Regions from separate parts of the Mus musculus genome. Here region 1 is linked to region 2. Evidence: chromatin loops called from intact Hi-C (ENCODE). Cell type or tissue: left cerebral cortex. All regions are shown on one strand. Links, peaks and the distances in the headings refer to the core of each region. The heading gives the core; the rest is flanking DNA.

Evidence for each region. Peaks named below come from ENCODE experiments on the same cell type or tissue, not always from the same donor. Only the 100,000 strongest peaks of a DNase experiment are listed, where the experiment ranks them.
Region 1: a loop joins it to region 2, with 2.8 times the contacts of the local background. A loop is called at or near these places in 2 of 42 quality-filtered maps.

Annotation. Positions count from the first base shown.
Region 1 is chr13:44,068,805-44,078,992 of GRCm38, reverse strand. No RefSeq gene overlaps it. Among named protein-coding and RNA genes, the nearest start is that of Gm33630, 26 kb to the left of the region's middle. In left cerebral cortex, for the core only: no CTCF peak of the experiment used is centred there; DNase peaks (open chromatin) are centred at 4,645 and 5,634; H3K27ac peaks cover 1,613 bases.
Region 2 is chr13:44,393,073-44,403,260 of GRCm38, reverse strand. Gm33958 (a long non-coding RNA gene) reads left to right here and starts at 3,100. Exons shown (of 4, transcript XR_873330.1): 1 at 3,100-3,157; 2 at 6,009-6,080. In left cerebral cortex, for the core only: no CTCF peak of the experiment used is centred there; DNase peaks (open chromatin) are centred at 3,023 and 4,495.

The DNA.
Region 1 (10,188 bases), core at 2,602-7,601, 320 kb after region 2:
CACGTGTTGGGCTTTGCCAATCTCACTCCAGCCCCAGAACAAGGCTCTTATGTCTTATCCTGGTGACTCTGGGAAGGAATTATGCACTGAGCTCTGGCTACCACAGGGAAAGTCACGCTATGTACCGAGCTCTGGCCACCATAGAAAAAGTCACCCTAGCTGCCATCCCTTTCCCTCCTTTATAGACTGTGCTTTCTAAACTGTGAGCCAAATTTAAACCTCTTCCCCTTTAAGTTGCTTCTATCCGGTATCTTGCCACAGAGGTGGAAGAAATAACATAGGGTGCTTGCAGTGTTATTATGGGATACTTCTTCATCTGAATAGACAACCTAATGCCTGTGTCTATACCCATATGTCACGCTCACAGGACACGTGTATTTACCCTGGAAAGCATCCTATGTCAAATTTATCTCTATCATTATAGATACTCTTCAGGAAAACCCTGATCAAGAAAGACATTAGGTTTGGATATTTCAGTCAGGTGAGACATAGAAGAACTAGCCTAACAAAACACATAAAATAACAGGAGTGGTATATTACACACAGATCCCAGAGAGAGGAGGGCAATATATTATACAGGGCCCATGGGAAGTGGGCAGCTGTCAGGAACACATGTATTCAATCACTGCGAGTTGTGGGGAGAGCACCAGAGAGGAAAAGAGACCTTTGGGGGTAAAGATTTTGTTGGAGTCCCTGACACGTCGTCATGGGGAGTTCTAACTGGTAGGACTGGAACAAACCAGTTCATGGTCATGCCATAGCTGAGCAGTGGTCACTGTAGTACATTTGTTCAGTGCATGCAGGTATGGGAGTAAGTGGCATGACTCAGACAGGTTGTATCTGTATGGGAAGGTTGTCACTGGGAGGCAGTTGGTGAAGGCATATGATCATCTTGAGAAACTAGGGGAAGGCAGAAACTAGAAACTACATTAGGGTGCTTAAGCCCTGTATTGGGTAAGAGAAAAATCCAAGTGAGTAGCAAGGCAGTATAAAATTATACAAATTCACTTCATAGGCAGAAGAGGACATAAAAGAGTTCAAATGAAGGGCAGGGAAAGAAAGTTTTCTTCTAAGACCATTACCTGATTTCAAGTCTTCCTCTTTGAATCGAGTATGGCACATCCACAGGGCAAATGATCTTGGAGCCAATTAGGAAGAAAGACCTAACTTGAAAAACCCCAAAGAGAACATTGCATTCATATTTTTTCTTCTAAATATAGTTTCAATCATAGAAGGTATTCTTTAAGATGTTCTCGCAGAATTCTTTTGTCCTGGCTTCTTTTGGGGGAGCAGAGGCTAATAGGGAGGAATGAAGCTATTTCTAATGCTCTGTTTAGAAATGATCTCTTCCTCTTCATTTTAACTGCTGGGATATAGTCTCTTTCATCTTTTTAGCCTAGGGCTCCATCTTCTCAGAGGGGTCTCCATCGACTGTTCTATTTCTTCCCTGTAATTTGAACTCTCCACCTCCACTTGCCTGAGTCTTAATGGAAAATCAATCCATAGCCCATCACTTTTGAGGACCCCTACCTCTCACTTTAGAGTGAATTCTTCAGACACGTCATGTGCACACAGACACGCACACATGTGCCTGCAATGATGGGCCCTCCGTCCCTCCCTCGCCCTGATGGCTCTTGCAGACGGCATGTAATAATAATTTTATATCTGACGCTGGCTGTTATTCCGTTCCTTCTAGTTCTAACTATTATTTTACATTTGCAGAAGCTCATTATGACTCATTGGGCAGCCAAAGAAACATAATGAGTCCACGATGATTATGCATGGCACTTGCTCCACAAATAGATATTAAACAGCTCATGAAATCTATAAATGTCCTTACTATCCTGGGTGTGTTATAAAGCTTTGAATCGATAATTCAGGCGAGCTTTTCATGCTCCAGAATGTAGCTTTTTAACTTTTTCTTCGTAGAAATGCTAGTTATTCACATACAGGGATGGGGGGAAGACTATAAGGAGTGGGGAGGAAAGAGAAATGGAGGAAAAGAAAGAAAACAAATTTGAAAGATACAGCTCTTCTTTCACACAGCTGGCTGCCAGTTGCCCACACAAGAGATAACCAATAGTACACACAAGTCATAAACTCAAAAGGGATTTGGTGAGTGTGCAAACAAATTATATGTCTGCAGTAGGGACTGGATTGGATGTGGCCACTGGTGTGGGTGATAGGCTTTCCTGATGGTTTACTCTGAGCCTGCACTGAGTATGGGTCCGTTTGCTATTTCTCCAAAAGCAAGATGATGCTGACATTATCCTCACAGATGGTAACACCACCTTCATCCATCAGAGAAAATCAACGCGCTTGCTGAATGGCGGCAAAAGGCCAATGATCAGAAGATGTTCGTGAGGGTTCTTGACTAAGAAAGAGTGATTGGATTTGACTGCTCCTTTATGGTTTATTCTGGTAAATGAATGATTTTTACCAACTACCGATTTGCCGAACCCAAATGACTGGGTATGATCTAGGCTGACATCTGTCCTGGGTCTTCATCAGATTCCCTGTTCTCTTCAGTTCCCATAACCCTCACTTACTGTTCCTTCACCTGCACCAAATTCCTTCACCTACGCCCTGCTCTTAGTCATGGGAAGAGCTTGTCAGTCAATCTCCTGGCCTCCAGTTCTGCTCTCTTCCACACTGAACACCAGCATAATGTTTGGAAAGCCATTCCTGGTGATGTGGCTTCTAAGTACTTATCAGTGAATTCCTTTGGCTTGAGAATAGAATACACATTCATTTGCATATAGATCATTTATGGTCTCCTATGTGACTCTCCTCCAGCCTCATCATCCCACCCCACTTCTCATCGGGCCCTCCTTCCAGTCTCCTTGAATGTTTGCATCTTCCATGTCTCTGGGCTTCTGGCTCGCTCCCTGAAAGCATTTGCCCATCTGATCCTGCATGAGATGGCTACATACAACTATTTCAAGACTTCTCATTTCCTCTGGCAGTTTTTCTGATCTAACTGTTCTGCTCATCATCTTCAGAGACACACAACTCAAAGGTGAGACCCATGCCTTGATTAGGTCAATAGAAAATAGAAGACACCCTCTGCTCAGTCCAGATCTGAGGATGGTTCATCCACAGGACCATATTTTGAAATTATGAAAGGATACAGGATCAGACATAGAAACTTGAGGCCAGAAGACACACCAAAACTGTCACAAGGCCAAGGACAGGAAAAAAAAAAGAAAGAAAGAAAAGAAAGAAAGAATGAATGTGTTCAATATACTCATTGAGATTTGATTGCATTATTCTCCCAGTAAAAGAAATAATGGGTTCCCTGATGGGGACTGAGACTGATAAATTAATGACACAAACACAGAGATTTTTATTTGATGCTTTCTTTCTCCCTCCCCTCCCCTTCCTTCCCCTCTCTCCTTCTCCCTCTCCCTCCCTCTCTCTCTCTGGAAACAGGTACAGGAATCTTCACAGAGAAGAAATGAAGATCAAAAGCACTGAATAGGGTTGACGCAGTACATATCACCTCAGCAAAGGGTAGTCAACTGTGGGGATATGACAGCACAGAAGCAAAAGGCCTTGGAGCTCTGGCAGTAAATTGTGGATACACAACTAGGAGTCAGATAGAGGAAACACTTATAAAAGATAAGGAGGAGTGCTCTAGTCTTATTTGCAAGAATTCATCTGGGCATCAGATACTTGTTTCTAGAGATCAGAATATCCCCTCCTCTTACAGGGAAGGCATCTTTCTTACCAGAAATTGACTCAGTACTTTAGAGAGGAAGAGGTAGGTCAGACAGCCTTGTGCACATCTACTGTTGCTCAAGGGCTTTCAGCTCAGAATAACCAAATAGACCAGTGGGAGGTGCATTTGAAGTAGCAGGTCCTGATTCATAGGAAAAGGGTCAAGAGTGGATCTGGAGGGTAAAGCACCCATCTGTGCTACGGCTCTGTAGTCACACATGCCCTGCAGAATTCTAGCAGCTTAGACCCTTCACTCCTATGTTGGTCTGCTCTTGGAAGAAAAGTGAACCAGTCACCTCTTCCCCCGTGCCCTTTGAAGTGGCTACAATGGAACTATAGTCTCAACAAGTAGTTTCTAAAATGAAATAACAATATTTTCAATGTACAGAGTGACAGAATAGTTAAAGACCTCAGGGAGCGTTTAGTCTGCTCTTCTTGTTTCAGGGGTAGAAAAAGTAAAGACTAGAAGCAAATAAATGCCCTGTTCGAGGATTACAATTCCTAGCAGCAGGCACAGGACTAGATCTGACTTTCCATGATTCCCTGTCTCCCTCTCTTCCTCTACCATTTAATTTTTATCACACCATCTCGAGTTATTCCTTGGAAGGAAAGTTTCCCATAAAACCAAGAACCGTATGTTTTGGCAACAAAAAAGAGACAGCAAGAAGAAGAAGAAGAAAAAAAAGAGGCTGGATATGCCTGCTTTGATTCCTCTGCCAAAAGCAATTTCTGAGTTCTCAGGATAACAGCACTTGTAAGCCCAGCAAAGTGCCACAGATCGGAGCCACGCAACGAAGTGTGGAGCCCAGGAATAACGTCATCATACAAACTACCTCTGGAGCTGGGCTGTGAGGCTGCTTTCGCTTTAACATCCTATTAGCTTGTTATCTTTAGCTTTTAAAGTCTTTCCTGGTTCCAAACCTACAGGCAGTGATGGTGAGTAGGAGGGAGGTTGAGTAAGATGTTCCTTAGTTGGGAGGCATAGCTGTTGGTGCCTTCCCCCTCAGTGATTCAGTCGTTGGCTGCTGTTGGTGTCGCTGCTGCCACTGCTGCTGCCACCGCTGTTATTTTCTTCTAGGGCAATGCTTCCGAAATGAATGCACAGTGGTAGCAAAAGTCATACAGTGTACTTAGCACAATAGATTCAGCCCTGTGTTTGTTTACCTGCCCTTACTAAATCACACTCTTGAAATCATCCTATATGCCTTTTGTCTGGATAACCTCAGATCTCGTTCAAGTGTCTACTGCATTGGGGGGCCGTTCCAAAGAATAGGGGAGATACTGGGTGGTCTTGAAAATGTGTTCAGTGGTGCAGCGCTAGAGGACTGAAGCTGGTATTGCTCTGAGCACTCACAAGTCCCCTTCATTTCACCGACAGAGAATGGTTCTCCCACTACCGAGTGGCTGGTGTAATAACCTGAGAAGATGATGTGCTTGCTGCCCCATGTGAATGGTGGGCATAGCTCAGATTTCCACGTGAGCTTTAGAGGCGACAAGACACCTATGAGTAGATGGATATCCCCACCAATAAAACGAAGGCTGTGAATTATAATGCTCTTGCTATCCAGGCCTCTAATGGGTATGAAGCCAATCCTCGAAACTCCTGCTAGAAAGGATCAAGAGGGACTATTTCTGTAGGTTCAGGATCTGTGTCGACTTAGGATCACAGGCAACTTTGCTGCCAAAAGAAACCCAGCACTGCATATTTTAGTTCCTCAGAGGACACGCAATGTTGGAAAAATCATTTTCCATCTTGCATCACAAAAAAGCCAAAGGAAAATCAGGAGAACTGTCACACTCTGTGAATAACTTTGCTACGTATAAGACAGGATTGTGTGCTGTGTGAGTGTATGCATGCGCACTCCATTCTTTTGGGAGGCACAAGGGAGAATTCCCATAGATGGGGGAGTGTGTGAGTCAGGGGATGTGGGAGAAGGCACGTGAGATCGTGGGATTACACTTAATTAGTTAAAATGTGTGCTTTATAAAAACCATTTTGCCAAAAATGAGCTTTGTGGGAAGGAGAAGGCAGCAGGGACGAGGCTGCGTGGGGGAGAGGGAGGACTGAGACGTGCCAAGAGCGAGGGAAGGCTTACTTGTTGTTGAATGTTGAATCCCACTGACGAGTGTGCCATGAGCCAATTCAGGGAAATTTGAATGCAAATTGAGAGAGTGCAAAACTACTGGGCCCTGATATTATGTAGAGACATTGTGTGTGTGTGTGTGTGTGTGTGCGTGTGTGTGTGTGTGTGTGTGTGTGTGTGTGTGTGTGCCCTATTTTTATAAGAACTCTGAACATTCCCCAGTGACTTAAAGTTTGGGAAATCCTTGCTTGTCTCCCTTTCCCATGTCCTGTCTTTCTATAACACAATAGTGGTGACATATCCCCTGGTCCTTTTCTTCTCGTGGGCCCTTGTGACTTTACCAAGTGAAGGCACAGAGTTCTTTCCTCTTGAGGATGCTATATCTTAGAAGAAAGAAGAGACCAGATTCTCACTAGACCATGAACATATTGACACCCTGTCTTTGGACTTTACAGGTTTTAGAATAATAAGAAATTATATCTTCTGTTATTTATAACTTCCCAAGTCTCAAGTATTCTATTATACTGGCTAGGATGGCACTAGCTACTGTAACAGCCTCCAACCTTCAGTGGCTCCGTGGATTTTGGAAAACAGACTAGACTGCTCCTTGCATCATGTGCCTGTGCCGTTCTCCTAGGGACTGGAAGTCCTTGGAGTCTACACTAGAATGTGAGATAGAGGGTGAAGAAGGGGACCATGCCTCTTCATAGCTTAAAACTCAGAGGTTACAGATATGAATTCCACGTGTACCCTCTGAGCCTGCCCCAGATGCTTGGATGTTTGGGGAACAGAGTCTGATCGAGTCACAGAAATTAGTGATGAAGACAGATCCTAGCCAGAATATTTTGCTACATAAGCAAGAGCTTGCAGTTTGAACAACAGAAATGGCTATACTCTACTACTGCCCACTTAGAGCAACCGCTCTTGACAATAAGGGGAAAAAATGACTAGACATCTTTTTCCATTGACCATAATGCTTTCTCCAGAGACAACAAAGGCAAAGCCCTAATATAGCATTTCTGTGAAATTTTTTAAATAAATGAAGTTAAGGATTCTGTGGGTTTCATTTTCCTTCTGTGTCCTCTGAGTTTGCCCTGCTCCTTCTCCACACCTGACACCCACTCCACCCTGGAAGCCCACTCTACTTCAGACACCAGCCTGTCCTCCCCACTGTTCCCTCTGGATTCATGATGTACATTCCTTTGCCATACGAATCTCCTTTCTCACACACATGTGTTTTAAAAGCCTTGCTTTTTATCAAAGGGTTTGAAAATACTCCCAAAACAATGGGGAGACATCTTTCTTTTTAGAAATCTCCAGACAGGCAGAACCATCAGTCATCTTCAGGACATCCCTGACTTTGGCAATAACACTAGGAACCAACACCTTTCCCTTCTCCCTGCTTGTAAATCAAAGGGCATGGGAGATAACTCATTCTTGATGGTGCAGAAGCTGAGATGAAGCAAACTTCAGTAGAGCCTTGACTCAGGTTTCACAGCTAGTTTATGAAGAATGACACTAAGAACCCAGGCATCTTGACTTCCTACGCCATTTTTTTTTCAGTTCTGATAAACAATCCTAAAAGCACTTGGGCTTAGGTATCAACACCAGTAGGCACTCCAAACGATAGGACATACACTTCTGTGGACATGCTCATGTGTGTGCAAGCATGATGAAATCTGTTATCAGCCCTGTCATCTTCTCTCACCCCACCCCCACCCCAGATCTTTTCTTAAAATAGGACTGATCATTTTAGGTGTCCACAATATTTTCACTAGGGCATAGTATTTGGTGCCTAATTAGTGCGGTTTCCCCCTTATATAAAAGCTACATGTGACCTAAAGACAAACTTATCAACACATGTACATGATAACCAAAATCAGAAGACATAGATGCTGATGAGAGAAATCAAAGAAGATCTAAGAGAATTGAACACTGTATCACTTGCATGAATGAGATGTTTCTTGAGTGGGATGTTTCATGAATGGAATGGATCATTACAAGTCAAACCTATCTAAAGAGTTGATCTAAAGAGTCAATAAGATATAAACCCAAGACTAAGCTGTTTTGACGACATTGACAAGCTGATTCCAAAATGAATAGGGTCATGCCAACAGAGACATAGCTAAAGAAAAAAACTAAGAGGCCACCGTGTGCCCTTATAAAAGCGCATCAGGAACTGAGGAATTGCTTAGCAGCGGAATGTGTGCCTGAAACTCATAGGCCCCAGGTCTGAAACAAGCACACATTGCTAACAGAAATGATTATGGACTAGTCCATTGTAAGGACTGAAAGTCTGGAAACAGACTTACCCTGCATATGTGTATATCTGGTTTGACTTATTAAATTATGGTACCATGGCTAAAGGACAATGTTTTCAATAATGGAACTGGTTCAGTTTGATATCTCTATAGGAAAACATATCTTGACTTTAGCACTCTCTTTCTCTATAAATATTGACTCCAAATGTGGAGGAAAGATAATAAATACTCTAGAAGAGAATGTGGCATATGTTTTCTGAAGAGTCAGGTGTTAGACATCTTGGGTTTTATTGGACCATAGGATTGACTCACAGTTGACATAGACATTAGGTAAATGCATAAGCAAGGTTGTGTCTTATAAAGCAATTTTCTTATCAAAGTCACGGGTGGTAAAATGGATTTGGGCCACAGATTATAGCTTGCCAATCCCCATCCCAGAAGATGACACAGGAGAATACTTCTGTGGTTTTTGACTTGGTTTTTAATGGCAGCTGAGGTACTAGCTGTAAAAGTGCTCTACATTGGATCCCTGTAAGTCAGAGTAAAGGGGACAATCTACTGAGTGTACAAAGTTAATTGTAGCACATGGGACTTACATACAGGTGTGTGTGTGTGTGTGTGTGTTGCATGTGTTTGTATGCATGTTTTTGCATATGGGAATGGTCATACGGAAGCCTAAGGTTGAAGTCTGGAATCATCTTTTATCATCCTTTCACCTTATTTGTGGAGGCAGAGTCTCTCAGTCAACTCATAGCTAGCCAATATGGCTAGTCATGCTAGCACTTTGCTCCAGGGATTTCCCGTCTCTGCCCTTTGGAGTTCAGAATTATACGTGGGCTTCCATGGCCACCCTGCATTTATGAGGGTTTCTGGGAATTTTCCTTATGATTCTCATGATTACATAGCAAGGGCTTAACCATCTTCCCCAATCCTCACGCTCTGGGTCTTAGGATCTTCAGTCGGAAGTCTCCTACACCATGTAACTTGTGATCGAATTAATTTGTTATCCTTTTCTTTCTCCAATTGTTCTTCATTAGAGGAATGTTGGCCATGGTCCTTTATGATGGGGGAAAGGAGACCCCCTACTTTTCTATTTCTACAATAACAGCAAAACTAAACAAACTCCCATTAAATGCAAATACACCTGGAAGTTTCCAAATGTGATGTAATTTAAAGTAATTAGATCAAAATCATGCTTAAGGTATGACTCATGTATGCGTGCAAATGCAAGTAAAATTAAGCTCATGTTTTTGAGTGGACAGTGGTTATCCTCGGGGAAGAGGGAATGGGTTATAAATTGGAAGTGCCTTCTGAAGTGGGTTGCTTGGGTGTTGATGAAATTCTATTCTTTGACCTGAGTGGTCCTTCATTTTGTGATAGATCCTAGAGCCATATATGTTTTCTGAATGCATTTTTCTACACTACATGATATATCACTTAAAAGATTTTTAAGAATTCATTAAAGTTAAAAGAAAAAGTTCACTATCATGTCTTCCCTTTGTGCATTTTAAACCCAGAGCAGGAAAGACACAAAAGCTACAGAGATGTTGAAAAACAACCCCCAGTCTCTTTGGTCTGGCTCCAAGATCCAACTAGCCTGAATATACTCAACCTAAAACGTCACCCCTGTTATTGACCCCCCTCAGGAGAAAGATAGTTCTAGACAGCCCCAAAGAAAGCTGTCTCGGGATTATCAAGTCAAGAAGAGAAGCCTCAAGACTTTCTTTCCTGGCCCCATCTTCAGTGAAGTCTTGAAGGAAGTGGTTTTCTTCACAATACAGTGGTTCAGGTTTCTATCAGTCAGTTCAGACTCCTTCTTCTCTATGGACTGGGTGGCTTCGTAAACTGTATGCACTATTGTTTGTTCAGCCTTGGTAGAAGAGGATATCACTCCAAAGCCTCTGGGACTTCAGGTTTCATGGGGTAAAGACAAATTTCCCCATTCTTATCTAAACAGAAGAATTCCACCCGCTCCGGCTCCATCTTCCTAGAATCTTTATGCATCTCTTCCTTCTAGCAGCTCCTCCTCTTTCCTTCCCCTCCTCAGCGGAGAGCTATAGAGAAGCAAGTTGCTTTGGTAAACTCCGTCATCCCTCTCAAGCATATATTGAGCATCTGCGGCA
Region 2 (10,188 bases), core at 2,316-7,315:
TGTCCATGTGTGTGTTTCCTGTTTAAAAAATGTTCCAGTCACGGGGCTGATATTGCTGTCATGGGATTCTGGGCACAAGAAGGCTATAGTGTATCTAAAAGAGAGAGTTGGTGTGTTGATGCTTTCTTCAGGCAAAGGCTTCCAAGGTATTAAAGCTGAGAGGTCAACATTGACGATGGGTCACTATCTCTTCATAAAGCTAGCTTTAAACATACAAACTGAGATTTTTGTATCGATTGGCAAAAAGATGTTATAATCAGAGGCTCACAGAAACCCAACCCTGCATTTTCTCTTCAATTGATGACTTGGTAGCTGCTAATTTTATGATGTAGCTGGCTTTACAGCGCAGAGCTACCTCTGAAATCAAGAATCAACCATGCAATGAAGGTGGAGGGGTGGTGGTAGTGGTGGTGGGGCATTCTGGGAAGAGTGCTGTTAGGTTATGTACTGTTATCAACATGCTATGCATTTACACTCGCTACGATGTGGCTGGATGATGGAATATATGGGACCCACCAACATATATGCTTTTCCCACTGAACCAAACGTTCTGTAGCTCGTGGCTGGAACTGAAAGACAGGCTCTTAGAGGGATAGGAGCTTGTGAATCCCTTACTTCTTCCCACCCTAGGCTGGTCTGGTAGCCACGCTGTTTTGGAACTCGAGGGAGTTTATTAGTTGCCAAGGTAATATGTTTGTCTGGTACCCACTTCAAGGGGATGACTGGAGCTTGTTTCTTTTAATGTCCAGAATTCCTCACCATCCTGACTAGAACCATTTACTTCAGGTTGAGGTCTTACAGACAATTTTCTGAATTGTTTCATGGACATTGTTTATTCAATCCATTCTCTAGACAAATAATAAAATGAGACTATAGGATAGATTTATTCACAGGCAGGTCATGTGGGAGACCAGGTTGATCATGAAAGTTCTTTTGTTTAAGCTATAACCATAGAACCTTGATTTTTTTGTTGTTGTTGTTTGTTTTTTGGCAGGCAGGAAGACTTAAACTTAACCTGAACATTCCAGTGCGTGCCACATAGAAATGGTTTCACTGGATCCAGGGTAGACTGACGTGATGATGGCTTAGAAAGGGTGGTTTGGCTTCTCAGGGGAGCCAGGGCCTTAAGAAAATCATCTGATGGGAAGAAGAGAGCAAGGTGATCTCTCTATTGGTCTTCCAGGATGTGTTGTCCACAGATTCACAGATAAACATCTGATATGACCGCAATTGGGTATTGGAAGAAGGTTGGTTGTCTAGATTGGCCAACTGGGCACGTGCTAAGCCTCTCATGGTGTGTTCTAAAAGGTTTCTTTTTAAATGCCTCTTCTTCTTTAAGGGGTCCCTTGAGGTTTCCCCAAGAGAATGACAGCTCTATGGGGCGTGTGTATATGAGAAAGGAGGCATGCATGTTTCCGTCAACCTGGATGTGTTCCCGGAGTCTGCTTTATCTTGTCCTTACCCCATCAGTGTCTAGCCTTCTACTCATGTGCTGCTTTCTGTGACATCTTCTGATTTGACATCAGGTTTCTGTCAATCATGGGAATGTTCTGATAAGAGGGGATCTGGACCCTAATGTTGCTGAGGGGGATGGGCATTGCATGCATGGGATGGGTATGTAAGTATGTGCATGCATGTACACATGAGACTCCGGCGGGTGGCGGGGGAATTCGTGCAAACCTCAGTGCAGTAGAACTTACCTTTCCAGCAGATCTGCCTGAGGTCGCAGACACTAGGGCACACACTGGGTGGCTCCATCTGACTGTGCAAATCCATGTGACACTCCTTCTTCAAGGCTCATGGTATCAGAACCAGCGGCTCCTAGGTCTTCCTTGTTCACCCTCTACATCCTTGGTTCCTGAGTCTCCAGGAAGAACAGACTGCCTCCTGCATGCTTTGGAGATATGGCCTCTTAACCATTACCATGTTACTCTTGTGTTTTCCACTAAAGCTTTCTAAAGCTTCCAGAAATGCTTTCTCTCCTCAAATCTGGCTGTGGCTCTTTTTTTTTCCTGGTCTTTTTTTGATTAAAGGCCTTTGAAGTCTTCTCCCCATTTTCAGGAACAGGGATATATAACCACATGTCCCATACAGGGATTCTTCAGGGCCTATCTCTGTGTGTCAGCACAATGTCCCGCTTATGTGTGTGGTCGGTGGGGTGTAACTCATGGCTTTGCAAATGCTCTATGTCTCCACCCCCTCCCCATACCCTCTTTTCTTGATCCCCCAGTATGTTTGGATGGTCTGACTGGGATCCGTACTGTTTGGCCTATGGTTCAGGGAGTCGAGGTATCGAATTGGCTCAAGGTGTTGATTGATCACGGACTGACAAACCCCAGGAGGAGCTGTGGGTAACAATGTGTATTTATACAGGTATAGAAGGGAGATGGATCATTTGCGTTTTCTGTTCCTAATTCGGCATTCCTCTCTTTCCTTCTTGTTCTTTTTTTTGTTTTTTGAATGGAATGATGTCACCCACTCACTGGTTTTATATAGCTCTCGCTGAAGTAGAACTCAACGGAAATTGTGCCTATTAATTAGAAACCCAGAATGTGGGCAGTTTTGAACTGCTAATTAAAACTTACCGATTGAGTTGTATTCGTAGGGTTTGAACCCTTTTCTTTCTTTTCCTGAACCTAGAACTTTGCTACCAGAGAAGTTGGCTTCTTTAAAAAAGCATCTCCCTTTAAAATGGTTCCATTTATCTCCAGGAAAACCTCAGGTCCATTTTTTTTTTTTTTTTTTTCAGGAAGGGCCCGGAGATGCCTTCCTCCATATTGGCCAGGGAGAGACAGACATTCCTCAATGTCTAGGCTCCGTGGGGACATCAGTGGCCTTCAGCAGGGTCTCGAATGCTCCGCCCATCACCCTAGCCACCTGTAGGGAACCAGACAGATCCATGAAGGTAGATGACAAAAGTCTGAAGCTATGGATGGAACCCACCCCTTCATCCTTTCAGGGTCTGGACTCCTCTGCAGAAAGCCAGCAACACTGAAGCTTGCTCAGGAGTGTGGCTTTCTGGGCCCAGTGCCAATGGCTCACACAGGCCTCTCTGTTCACCCCAGACTGCATCTCAACCTGACTTTTTTTTTTTTTTAGGTGGCCCAGCAGGGATTCCCTTATGACTGGAGTCAGAGTTTGCACAGACTCCTAAGAGGTAGGTCTATATGTGATATCTCCAACAACTGGCCCCATTGTATCCTGGCCTGGGGGAGTAGTGAGAAAGGTTCTTGTAGCTGCGGCGGCATTTGAATCTACTGAACCAGGCAAGGCCATGTGTGCTGCATGTGCGTGGGGCCGCCGCTGTGGCCACGGGCTGGCCACATGCTTTGGGTTTGCTTTCTCTTTCAGAAGGAGGTTGATTCATGCAAAATGCTTAACAATGCCTGCCATGCACAGCGAGGGAGGGACTGGGTCCCCTTTGATGTGCAGGGTCTTTTTGGAGATTCCAAAAAAAAAAAAAAAAACAGTTCAAAAGGTTTTCTCTTGGACACCACACCTCCAGCATATGTGAAAGTAAAGGCCTGGCTCCCTGGGGCGGCATGCTGGGGAAAGAAGGTGGCTTCTTTCTCTTCTGTTTCTGGTCTGGCGCTGACCACAGGTTTTCAGATGTCTCACTGTCCTGATGGTCAAAGGAGGGAATGAAGCTAAGGGAAATGACCAGCTGAGCTTTTTGGATGTCCAGAGAAATAAGGACACACACCCTTACAGCCTTGTCATACAGTCAGATGGCCAGGGTGTGGTTGGTGACTTGCCAGCCACGAGGTATTTCCCTGCGGGTACTCCTGAGCTTCCAGAGGCCCCCCCCCCTACCCCCCCCCCCCCCCGGGAAGTGCAGACTAAAGAGGAGCCATCTGGTCACCAGGGTGGGTCCTGTCTCAGCTTGGCTCTGGTTCGTTTTCAGGTTGTAGGCACAGTGCTGTCATCTTTCTTGCTTCTCTCTGACGGGGTTAGGACTTAAGGATATGATTGGGCAGTGATGGGGATACTGGCTGAGTCCAAGGGGAGGTCAGGGGCTCAGATGCAAACCATTTGCCATGCTCCTCTGTTCCGAGTTTTCTGTGCTGCCCTGTCCTCTGGGGATGGGCTCTGGAAAGACCCTACCACGCTCAGTTTGCTCACAGACAAGAGGAAGCCTCAGAGAAACAGAATCCTTATGCAACCAACTACGGCCTAGATGCCAGGGGTTCCTTCTTTTCTATCTTGTACAAACTCTTTGGATTCCTCCTTTTGCAAGGCCCTTTCCCCATGGGTGGAGGGCTCCCGCTATGAGGTGTGAGGAAACTGCCTTGTAACACTGAGCGAGAACTAGTAAAAACCAGATGCCCCCATCCTTCTTCACTGTGTTAGTGAGAAGCCAAGGGGCAACCCAGGCTGGCTGTGCGGGCGTGGGCGTCGGGACCAGTCTGGCCTGTTTGCCAGCACAGGTATCCTAACACATTTCTCGAGAAGGGAGGCGATGTGGAGGCTCCCACAGTTTTGCCATCTGTTCTCTTGGAGTTAGACTCTATTTCTCTCTTCACACAAGGTAGGTTACTGCCCCCAGCAGCCGCCAACCTCCTAGCCAAAGCTGGCATCTCCGAAATGCCACAAATGCTCAGTTGGCCTTCCAAGTGATTTACCACAACATATGGAAGTATCCTGGCCAAGCCTATAGCTATTTGGCAGATTATAAGTATATATAAATCATGTGCTAATTTTAATGTAATTTACCCCTGCTCTACAATGCTCTCTGGTTGTCTGTCCTTCACAGGTTTCCTCACAGGTCTTCTTGACCCCCGAGAATGACTCTGGTCTTAAAGTGAGACTTACCCTGATGCACCCCTAAGGCTGTGCCCTTCCACTGTCCTCACAGGGAGTGTAGTGAATGAATTATTGTTTTTCTTTCCTGACTTGACATCCTTGTGGTTCCCTTGTTTCAAAGCATTCCCACACATGCCCTCCAGGTCATGGTGTACCTTTGCTGATTCCTGAAATCTGCCCTGAAGAGAAGAAGGTTTCTGAACGGGAAACATTGTCTTTACGTATCATAGACTGGTAGCCCTTCCCTCCAGGACACTCGGTTTCTCTCTTTCTCTGTCTCACCTTCCTTTTCTTCCTATCTTTTCCATCTTTCTTTTTTGATACCATGTCTCATGTAGGCAGAGTAGCGAAGAGTAATCTTGAACTTCCGGTTCCCCTGCTTCTACTCCCCGATGCTAGGTTTACAGAGAGGCACTCTATGACCCGTGGTTTATGTTACTAAGGATTGAACTTCTTGCATGCTAGGGAAGGATTCTGTCAACTGAGCTGCAACCCCAGCCTTGGGTTCTTGTTTTCACTCCGGAACAAACATCAGCCTTCAGTTACTGTGTGAGTTAACAGGTAATAGGTATTATTTAGTCAGATAAGTAGTGTGTTAAGCACTGTCTCTGATCAAGGACTTGGAAACACCCTGTACCAGTTCCAGTTTTACACGTGAAAATACTACTAACCTTTGTCAGCCACAGGGGGCACATGCCTGTAATCCCAGCACTTAAGAGGAGGAGGCAGGAGGGTCAGCAGTTCAAGGCCAGCTTCAACTATATAGAGTTTGAAGCCCGTCTGAGCTACAGGAGACTCCACCTCATCAAACAAACGAACAACAGTCAATTTTAAAGTTAGACTAGTACCGAGTACTTAAGCTGTAATGAAACATAAAGACAAGGACTCTTTTCTCTCTCTTATGTATGGTTCCCTCATAGCTAAGTGGAGGCCACTCTCAAATTCACATACACTTTGGGCTTTTCCTCCTCCTGAAATTTAGCCAGCTCGGTGGTGTAATTAATCCAAAGTGATAGGTAGAATTCCATTTCGTGTGTGTTTTCTTTAATGTTAGCCAATACTGTAGACAGATTTTATGCTTCACTTCAGCAAACAACGAACCAATTGACTAATCTGAAGAGCCATGTAATTAGAACCAATCTGTATTTATCAATTCATTTCCTAAGTTTGTTTGGCTGATTTAGCTTTCTGCCCGGAACTCCTAGGACAGCCAAGGATTTTCAGATACCTCTCGCTGGCTCCTAGAAGACATTTAGCATGAAACACTCATGGCCAAGGTAAGCACGCATGATTTGTTTCATGGCATGGCTTAGCTCTCTTCCATAAATTCTAGGACCAGAGACAGACTCAGGGATATTTGTTGGAGTTGTTAGGGAGCCTAAGTCTTTTTATGCTTTATTTTTTAAAGATTTGTTTGTTATATGTAAGTACACTGTAGCTGTCTTAAGACACACCAGAAGAGGGCGTTAGATCTTATTATGGATGGTTGTGAGCCACCATGTGGTTGCGGAGATTTGAACTCAGGACCTTCGGAAGAGAAGTCAGTGCTCTTAACCGCTGAGCCATCTCCCCAGTCCAGGAGCCTAAGCCTTAAAGGGCTAATGATGTTAATGGGCACATCAGGACCATTACATAACTGGAAAATTGGAAGTACTTGAGAAGTGAGTGACTTGATAGGGAGAAAAGATTTGAGTCTAATAAAATTTTGCCCCAAGTTGGAAGGTGTCTTGGACCAGGGCATTGTTACTGATGATGGTTAAGAACAAACGTTGTCTGTGTGATCGCTATTGAGACTACTGGTGCAGATGTTAATAATGTTGTGTCATTTTCCTTTGTGTCTGCTCTTCATGGTTTGAGGGCCGAGTAGTACATCTCAGTACCAGGAACAGCACCTTGAATGGAGCAGATGTTCAGAAATATTAACCGCGTATTAAGTCAACTGATATTTAGTTAACACGGATTGAACAAAAGCCTTAAATAATTCATGGTTTAGGTGTACACTGTACCTGCAGCCCTCTTAAAGGGAAAGCTCTGAGCCCCTGTATTTGTTAAAGCCCAGGCTGGGGATTAAAACAGAAAAATCCCTGAATACATGACTAGAGAGAGAATAGAAGTTTCACAGTCCAGAAGTCAGGAAGGTTGGGCTGGGACCTAGGCAGTCGCTGCAGATGCAGCAAGCAGGAAGAAGAAAGAGTGTGAAGAAGGGGACATGTTTCCCCCTTCCCCCTCCCCATGGGGCAGTGATTTGAAAGTGGCCTTGAGCCTTCTGCTCACAGTCCGTTGGTTATTTCCAGAAGGCAAAACTGGAAAGCATAGTCTTATATGCACAGGAGTTCCACTATTAAAAGTGTGGGGAAGAGATACTTGTAAGAAAGTAACCTCTAATACAGTCTCTAAGCTGAATTTCTCACTGAGTCCTTCCTTGGTCTGAATCAGCTGCAAAACAGATCTTGAGAGGAGGCAGACGTCTACTATGTGTGGGGTAGATTCTAGCTTACTTTGGCGAGATGACTCTCATTGTACTTTCTACAATTCTGCAAATAGAAGGGATTTTTAATTTTCACTGGTCAGCCAGTTTTCCTGTTTTTTTAAAAATAATATATGAAAGATATTCATTCTTCATAAATCCAATGGCTGTAGAAAAAGGTACCCCGTCCAGTGTTTCCTCAGATGCTTCAGAAAGGCTGATTGATACAAGAGCATAAAGATGAGGAATTTGAGTAAGAAGAGTGGTCAAGTGGAGGGAAGTCTCTAAGAAACGAGCTAACAGGCTCCATGTTCATAATGTCCCCTTCACTGTGGGTCAGCAACGTGGTCACCACGATCCTAGTCACCTCTTTTGTATCTCCGTTTCCCCTTCTGGGAAAGTGTGGGTGATCCTATCTGTGGAGAGCCGTGAGCAATCGCCATTACAAGATGGCGCCGTTTTTTGCTGTGCCTGGTAAACAAGTAATGTGCGCAGGTGCAAGAGTGAATTCGTGCCAAGTCACTGCCCATCCCGGGGCGTAGCAATGAGGCGATGGGCAAGCAACAAGTCAGGTGCTAACACGCCACTCCCAGGTGTATATAAGCAGCACCATTTCCCGGGGTTCGGGGTCTTCCTCCTAATGAAGCAATAAAGCTTTGCTGCAGAAGAATCCAGTTGTCCGAGTGTGTTCTTGCTGGTGAAAAACTAGCTCGGGACACCTATCTCAGTCCTTCCCTTTATAGATGTGTTCCCAAGAGTAAGGAAGATGTAGCGATGGGGTACCTTGTGCACGCTCTCATTTATAGAAGTTGCTTAGTGAAACCTCATACCTTCTCTTCTCTCCCATCCTTCTTCGCAAAACAGGGGCTAGTGTCATCCTGTGTCTGCTGTGTTTCTGTCGTTGTGGTAAACACCATGACCAAAAGCAGCTTGGGGGGGGGGCGTATTTCATTTTCATTTTCAGTTGCACATCACTGTTCATCATCAAAGAAAGTCAGGGCAGGAACTGAAGCCGATGCCACGGAGGAGTATTGCTTAGTGGCTTGCCCACGGTGGCTTGTCCTGCCTGCTTTCCTGTACTGTCCAGGACCACCTGACCAGGAATTGGTACCAACAGTGAGCTGGGCCCTCCTACTTGAGTCATCAATCAAGAAAATGCTCTACAGACTTGCCTCATGGGCCCATCTCATGGGTCAATCATTTTCTCGGTCAGATTTCCTCTTCGCAGACATGTCTAGGTTTCTGTTACGTTGACAAAAGCCAACCGTCCTGCAAGCAAGTGGAGTGGCTTTCAAGGCATTCCCTGTCGTGAATATTCCTAACCTGGGTATAGAGTCTTTCATAAGTCACTAAGGAAAGCAACGTTTTAGCTCTGTAGAGTGGTGACTGAACCAGTCAGAGGCTCTGGGCACAAGGTTTAGGCAACCGACCACAGCAGAGAATTACACCTCTGAATACACCTCCCAGGGCCCTGAGAACTGGATGGCTAGGGGCAAAGTTAATCAAGAGTTAGCTGAAGAGCTGGAGAATACAATATCCTGAGGCCTGGACAAGCTGAGTGAGAGGAGTCTAAGAACGTTAGGGAGGTAGGGTCTACTAGAAACCAGAAACAGAACCCGCTTGGTGAAGGTTGGAGAAATGACATGGAAGACATGGCACCCGGAGGTCGCAGGTTTGGTGGTTTCAGTCCATCTATCCCTTGGCTTCCAGAGCAAAGCAGAAAGTGGAGAGTTCAGCCTGGCTCAGGTTCCAGAGCAGCATGTCCAGGAAGAAAGGACAGAAGGAACAGGCTCCAGGGAAGCTGGGCAGCCTCTCACAGGATGGCAGTCCCTGGGCTAAAGAGGCTCTTGGGATACGTGAAGGAAGTTGGAGGGGTTTAGACACAGAGGGGGATGGCAGATTTCCTCCACAGTGATGATGGCTGTCCCTGCTAGGAGCAGATATCCATGTTGGTGATACAGAATGATCTAAACTGATGGGATGTCTTACAGAGAAGGGTGGAGGGGCCGGCTTTGAAAGCTGGTTGCCTGGAAACTGGAGGCAGCCTTAGAAGCTCAAGTCCAACCTGCTCCTTTCTTCAGTTCCTTCTCTCCAGTCTCCCTCCTCTCCTTCCTCTCCCTCCTCCTGCTCATTCCCCTCTTCTCCCTCCTCCCCCCCCCCTCCTCTTCTATCAGACACTCTTCTAATGATTCCTTGCCAGGTAGGAACCTACAAGTTGGGAAAATACAAAGGTAACCAAAGCTTACAGTCCTGACTGGGGACACAATTAACTGCCAGCTGCTGACGAAACATCTCCGTCTTTGCTCTTTCAAGGCCAACGCCTTCCCTTGCTGGGCTTACACAGGGAAGCCCTAAGTGGTATTTCTTGGTGGTCTACAAGGTGATAGGTTTCTTGGTAAAAAATGACTCCTGCACACTCTAAGAAAACCACTTGCGACCTTACAGCCACCTATAGCAGCTATAGACTCAGAACTTGATGTCACTTCCCTTAGAGGCATATTGGAGACAGATGTAGTTAGATAATGGACTCTCCTGAAATACAGAGGTGGAGTGTAGGAGAGTTTTCACCCCAGAGAACTACGTTGAGTAAATATGGATGGTTGCTGAGTATATCACTAAGCTTTGAAAGATTTGTTTTATGTTGTTTTTAATAATGTGTGTGTCTGTGTGTGTGTGTGTGTGCACATGTGTGTAGGTGCCTGAGAACATCAGTGGCATAGGATCCCCTGAAGCTGAGGACACAGATGCCTTTGCTGTGAGCTGCCTGACTTAGGTGCTGGGAACCAAACTTTGGTCCATTTTAAGAGCAACAGGTGTTTATAACCATTGAGCCACCTCTCCAGCCTCTACTGAGCATATCATGGGCAGGACACAGCATGGTGCAGTCCCAAGGAGAACTACCAGTCTTTTGAGCTTCA